Linked DNA regions of Mus musculus: region 2 is linked to region 1. A link is a loop called in an ENCODE intact Hi-C map of the cell type or tissue named here. Cell type or tissue: left cerebral cortex. All regions are shown on one strand. Each heading gives the region's core, and the rest is flanking DNA. Links, peaks and the distances in the headings are about the cores only. Region 1 overlaps Camk2g (calcium/calmodulin-dependent protein kinase II gamma). Region 2 has its middle 4.6 kb from the start of Gm30108.

Region 1 (2,917 bases), core at 269-2,768:
GTTGCTCTGTGGCTGAGACAAGAAAACATGATTTAGTTCTCTAGAGTCACCAAAATTGCTCAGGTTTGACTCCCAGACCTCCCTTGTCCCCAGTCTGGCGCGGAGGTGCCAGGCCTGAGGTGGCAACTGTAACACTGTGTGGGTGGGAGCAATGGTTAGAGAGATGGACAATTTGGGGAGCCTCAGAGACCTAGCTCTGAAGGCATCCTCCCTGCAGGACTGGCCGAAGCATCTCTTCAGAAATTTCTGCTTACTCCAGGTGCCACGTCACTACAGAGTCACACCAGATGCAAAGAAATTCAGGATTTTTTCCCCACATTACAGGTGGGAAAGATGGTGACTTAAAGCAGAATAAAAACTGGGAACTTTGGCTCCCCTGTTGCCCTTTCCCCGACACCTGCATTTCCTTCCCCTCTCAAGACAACAGCCCAAGCCTGATGTGAAGAGGGGGAAGGAAATGAGCACGAGCACCTGGCCTTTGGGGTGGAATTCAACATGGGTATAAAATGTAGCCACAGATCTCCCTGCTGTTCATCTTCCACCTGGTAAGTCCTGGACTTGAGCAGCTGGAAGTGAGGGCACAGCCCCAGGGAAGGGCAGGCAACTCTCAGCGGTGGTTGTGGCTGCAGTCCCAGCACTCAGCTCCCAGGAAAGAACAAGCCGCCCAGCAAGCCAATATTCCTAATGGCAACTCGACCACCAGGGATATTCCTTGCTTTCTCAAACATTACAGAGTGACGCAGCCAAGAAAGAGTGTGAGGGGCTGGAGAGGAAGGAAGAAGGCCAATCTCCAGTGCAGGGACCCACACCAGTGCGCTCTGCCTCTTCAGATTTCTTGAACAGTTTAACTCAGTCTCCCTGGGTCCCAGTGTAGTTACAGCCACGAAGGAGCAGCGTCACAAGGTGACTTCTTCCACAGGCAGAGACAAACATTATGTGCCTTTATTCAGAGTGTAAGTGAAGACGTGCTGATGGTCAGAATGCATTTCTTCTCTGCACAGACCGCATCCAGACTCTTCTACCTCTTGTCTAGAGGCCTCATGGGCCAGATCTAAGTTATATAACCTCAGCTGCTGTCAGTGGCTGAGAGCTCTTAAAACCCGGGCTAGGCATGGAATCTTGAGTCAACATCAAGCACTATAAAGATGCTACTGAATTCTACCGGCTGGAAAGAAGTTCCCATGTTAACAACAACAGCAGCAACCGCAACCCATCACCAACAAAACACAACATAGCAACTGCTATCTTCTGTTCCTATCCTGAGACAGCAGAGGGCAGAATTCTCCTGATTTCCTGGTTGGGGCTGACTGGAGAAGGGTGCCCAGCTTACAAAGCTCTGTTTGACCTTAAGACCTTTGCAGGGGAAGAATACTCCAAGATAAGACAAGTGCCACACCTGTGGTTATAAAGGATGGTAGGTATAATGACTAGGTTGCTGGTTCCCCATGCCCAGCATTCCATGAGAAAAGATGCTCACTGTAGCTGTTCCCCCTGAGGGCTGGGTGGGCAGGCTACAACCCTGGACCTAGCAGGAAAATGGGATTTTTCGCAGGAGAACAAGGTTTAGAGTCACAAGCCGACCATTAGTTCTTCTCATTACACAGCTGCCTACTGAACTTCGGGCCCCAGGAAGCAGCTGCTCATATCTCCTGAGTGATAGATAGTCTCTCCCTGTGCTTGCCGCCTTTCCCAAAATCCCTTCCAGCTTTACTCTCTACAATGCATGTGGGAGGCTCTTCAGCCTCCACAGCAAGAGGTGCCATATAACACCTTCCAGTGCCCATTGCTAAGGCCACTGGTGACCTTGGGCAATGGCCCCCCGCCTGGCAGGACAGGCCACACCTGCCCACACAGCACAGACATGCAGTGAGGATGAGTGACGCACACGCACATGGCAGAATGGGTCTGCATGGCTGGCAGGCGGGCACAAGCAGCATGAAGTGGAGGGTGGGTGGGCAGGCAAGGCTCACCATTAGGTGCACGCTGGAACTCGACTTCCTTTTCTGGACACACCACAGCAAGAGGGAAAGAGAAGGGGAGAGAGGAGGTGAGAAGAGAAGCCCAGACACACCGCAGGTTAGTGCACCAGCTCGGGCTCTGCATCGAGGGAGAGGAGGGAGAGGAGGAGGAGGGAGAGGAGGGAGAGGAGGAGGAGGAAGAAGAGGAGGTGGAGGAAGAAGAGGAGCAACCCGGAGTCCAGCATTAAAGGGGTTAAAACAGTACACAGACCACAGGCACATACACTTTTCCAGCCGCTGGAGAACTCTTCTGTCGGATTCACAAAGAAAATTTAGTGTACTCTGAGAAGTATGTCTTGTTCAGTCACGTGTGTGTGTGTGTGTGTGTGTGTGTGTGTGTGTGTGTGTACAATATTTGACTGCTGCAAAATTACAGGTTTGGGTTGATAGGACTGGCACACCAACAAGGGTATTCTACAGCTAGGTCTGTCTGAAATGTGAGTGGGTAGCTACCAGAGATACAACAAAAGCTACTACAGGATGCTCTCAGCTTTAGTAACTCTTGACTTCTGAACTCAGACCTCAATGAAACTGTGAGTGCTGTTCAGATAAAACTCTGTGGATCTTATGGTTAAAATTTGCCACTCTGTTCCCTGTCAGCACAGCCATGCTGGTTTAAAAGACGTGCATGTTCTCTTGCTTTCTGTCATTACTAGAAATAGAAACATAGCAGTGCTGGTAATTAAGACTACAGTGATCAGAAAGACGCAGGGATGGGAAGCCAGGGGAGTGCTGGGTTGTAAGTAACTCTTTAACTGCCACCAGATGCTCTGACTCAGGTTCATGTGAGACTGGAGCATCAAAATCAAGACCAAACAGCACATTAAAGGTACACCAGAGTAGACTAAGAGGCGAAGGGCAATTATGACTTTTATAATTAGCTCACTGGGAGACAGAAG
Region 2 (2,917 bases), core at 297-2,796, 52 kb after region 1:
AGCATAGTTGCTCACATGTTGGGAGATGTTGTAAATCAATGCTAGGAGAATGAAGTCGGCCGTGTGTTCCTAGGATGCAAGGAGCTCAGTCCATAGGACTCTAAATGCTAAGGATTGCACAGCCATGTTCCAGCTGTATACACATATATGTGCATATGTATGTAAATATAAAGTGTGTATCACCACCACCATCATCATCACCATTAGTATTTGGGTTTTCGAGACAGGATTCCTCTCTGTAGTCCTGTCTGTCCTGGAACTCATTCTATAGAACAGGCTGGCCTCAGACTCAGAGATCTGCCTGCCTCTACGTCCTAAGTGCTGGGATTACTACTACTACTACTACTATTATTATTATTATTATTTAATGTGTATGGGTTTTTGCCTACATGTCTGTGTACTAGATGCGTGCCTAGTATCCTTTGAGGCCAGAAGAGGGAGTCAGAGCCTCTGGAACTGGATAGTTATGAGCCACCATATTGGTGCTGGGAATTAAACCTAGTCCTCTGGAAGAGCAGCAGTCAGTGCTCTTTAACAATTGAGCTGTCTCTTCAGTCCTTGTGTGTAACTCTTGGTCAAAAGGAAGTTTAAAATCTGCTGGACCAGTAGCTTCTCTGAGCCCTTCCAACTTTGTAAGAGTCTAGTACCAGTTTCACAAGAGGCGATAAGATCATGCGTGAGCCCTCTTCAAGGAACTCTGAAAGAATTAAGCGATGGTGGAGCATTTGAAAACTATGAACATGATGTGATAATTCGGATAGGAAAGCCTAAGTAAAAATGAAAGCCGTTAAGACAACCCCCAACTCCGGAGTAAGAGGTGTCCTTGTTCTGGAGGCCACATTGGGAGAGTGGGCTCAGCACTCAGTGCGCATGCTCCCAGACAAGTCACGGGGTGAGATGAGAGTATTACCCCCATCCCTCCACTGACAGCTAGAAAGGGGCTAGGAAACGCAAATGAAACCGACCGCAGAACCCCTTTAAGGGGGAGCCAATATATTTGACGTAAGGGATTGAGTTCCAGAAGATTTGAGTAAAGGGGACTGAGATTTTTTTGGGTGAGAGGCTGAGGTTGTTTGAGGTGGGAGCCGCAGTATGGATGTGAGGAACTGAGGTGTGGGGTAGAGTCTGAGGCACCAGATTGAAAAGCTGAGCTCAGCAGTTTGGTGAGTTGTAAGAACATGTAACGTGTGCAGCCAAGATTTCTGGGTTGCAGAGTCACCCAATGGGAGAGTACTGAGTGTGTGCAAAGCTCTGAGTTCATCCCCAAGGAGAAATAAGAACAAATTCCCTTCCATTGTCTAAACAAGAGGATCAGAGGGCAGTGTAGACTTGCTCTTCTGCTCTCCCGGGTCCTCTGATTCTTGTCCCTTCTGCCGTCCCCTTTTAGACTAGGTGTTCACTGAAGGCAGGAAGTATCTAATTTTTTCCATTAAACGCTCAGCGCCTGGCACTCATTAAATATTTGTGAAATGAATAAAGGATGGGGGTGGGGTGTGGATAAGATACTTGGAGAGGAAGATGAAGCACAGCGGAGAGGTAATAGCGCCTCCTTAGAGGCTAACGAAAGATGCTGAGCCACCAACCACCGCCTGCACTAGCTCTGCTGGACAGGAAGAATGGCATGTGCCGCCCCCTGGTGGCTGGATGTGAGTCACACTAGAGCTTTCAGGGAGATGATGTTACAAGGGACATTCACTATGCATTCTGCATATGCTATATAATTTATGCACTCCCCTGTGAGTACAGAAGCTACCTACTTCATCTTACAGAAGGGGAAGCCTGTAAAAGTAAAATAGGTTGCCCAAAGGCAACAGCTCCTGGAGAAACAGTCAAGATAAAGGCCAACTGAAAGCCAGTCAACAGGAAGAGTGTGTGAAAAACAAAACGTCACGCAGTGGTGGCACACACTTTCAACCCCAGCATTTGGGAGGCAGAGGCAGGCAGATCTCTGTGTTTCAGGACAGCCTGGTCTACAGAGTTAGAACTAGCTCCAGGACAGCCAGGGCTACACAATGAAAGGCCATAGGGATGATTTCATGGGATGTAAATTGAAACCTTAAAGTCAATGTGACCTTAGCTTCAAAGGCACTGTGTCCAGACTTTACTCAGAGGTCAAATCTATCCACCCACCCACACATCCACACATTCATTCATCCATCCATCCATCATCCACCCACCCACCCATCCACACATCTATCCATCCATCCATCCATCTACACATCCATCCATCCATCCATTCACATCCATCCATCCATTCACATCCATCCATTCATCCATCCACACATCCATCCATCCACCCACACATCCACACATTCATCTATCCATCCATTCATCCATCCATCCATCTATCTATCCATCCATCCATCCATCCATTCACACATCCATCCATCCATCCATTTGACTGAACACTTTGCTCTGCTCTTCTCACTTGGAACATAGGAAGGAAGAATCCAGCAAAATCCCTGCCTTTGTGGAGTTTACATTTCTATAGGAAGGCAATGAACCAAGAAAAGTAATTTCAGACTCACTTCTACTGCTGAGAAAGTAAAATGAACTTATGGCGTTTGGTTCAGGTACCCACATGGTATCTCACAACTGCCTTTAACTCTAGTTCCAAGGAGTTCAGTGTGCTCTGGCCTCCGAGGGCACTGCAAGCACACATTGCACATCACACACACACACACACACACACACACACACAAATAAAAACTATTATTAAAAACTGTCAGTATGGGCTGGAGAGCTAGCTCAGCAGTTAAGAGCACTGGCTGCTCTTTCAGAGGTCCTGAGTTCAATTCCCAGCAACCACATGGTGGCTCACAACTGTCTGTAATGGGATCTGATGCCCCTTCCTGGTGTGTCTGAAGATAGCAACAAATAAGTAATTCTTTTAAAAAAAACCCAAAAAAACTGTCAG

The links. A loop is a pair of places that touch in the nucleus more often than their neighbours do. Peaks named below come from ENCODE experiments on the same cell type or tissue, not always from the same donor. Only the 100,000 strongest peaks of a DNase experiment are listed, where the experiment ranks them.
Region 2: it touches region 1 in a loop (2.8-fold over the local background); 10 of 42 quality-filtered maps call a loop at or near these places.

What each region holds. Positions count from the first base shown.
Region 1 is chr14:20,745,849-20,748,765 of GRCm38, forward strand. Camk2g (calcium/calmodulin-dependent protein kinase II gamma) reads right to left here. Exons shown (of 21, transcript NM_001360186.1): 15 at 1,971-2,003. Among named protein-coding and RNA genes, the nearest start is that of Ndst2, 13 kb to the left of the region's middle. In left cerebral cortex, for the core only: a CTCF peak has its summit at 1,280 (motif pointing right); DNase peaks (open chromatin) are centred at 1,233, 1,765 and 2,665; H3K27ac peaks cover 826 bases.
Region 2 is chr14:20,797,347-20,800,263 of GRCm38, forward strand. No RefSeq gene overlaps it. Among named protein-coding and RNA genes, the nearest start is that of Gm30108, 4.6 kb to the left of the region's middle. In left cerebral cortex, for the core only: a CTCF peak has its summit at 1,634 (motif pointing left); a DNase peak (open chromatin) is centred at 1,624.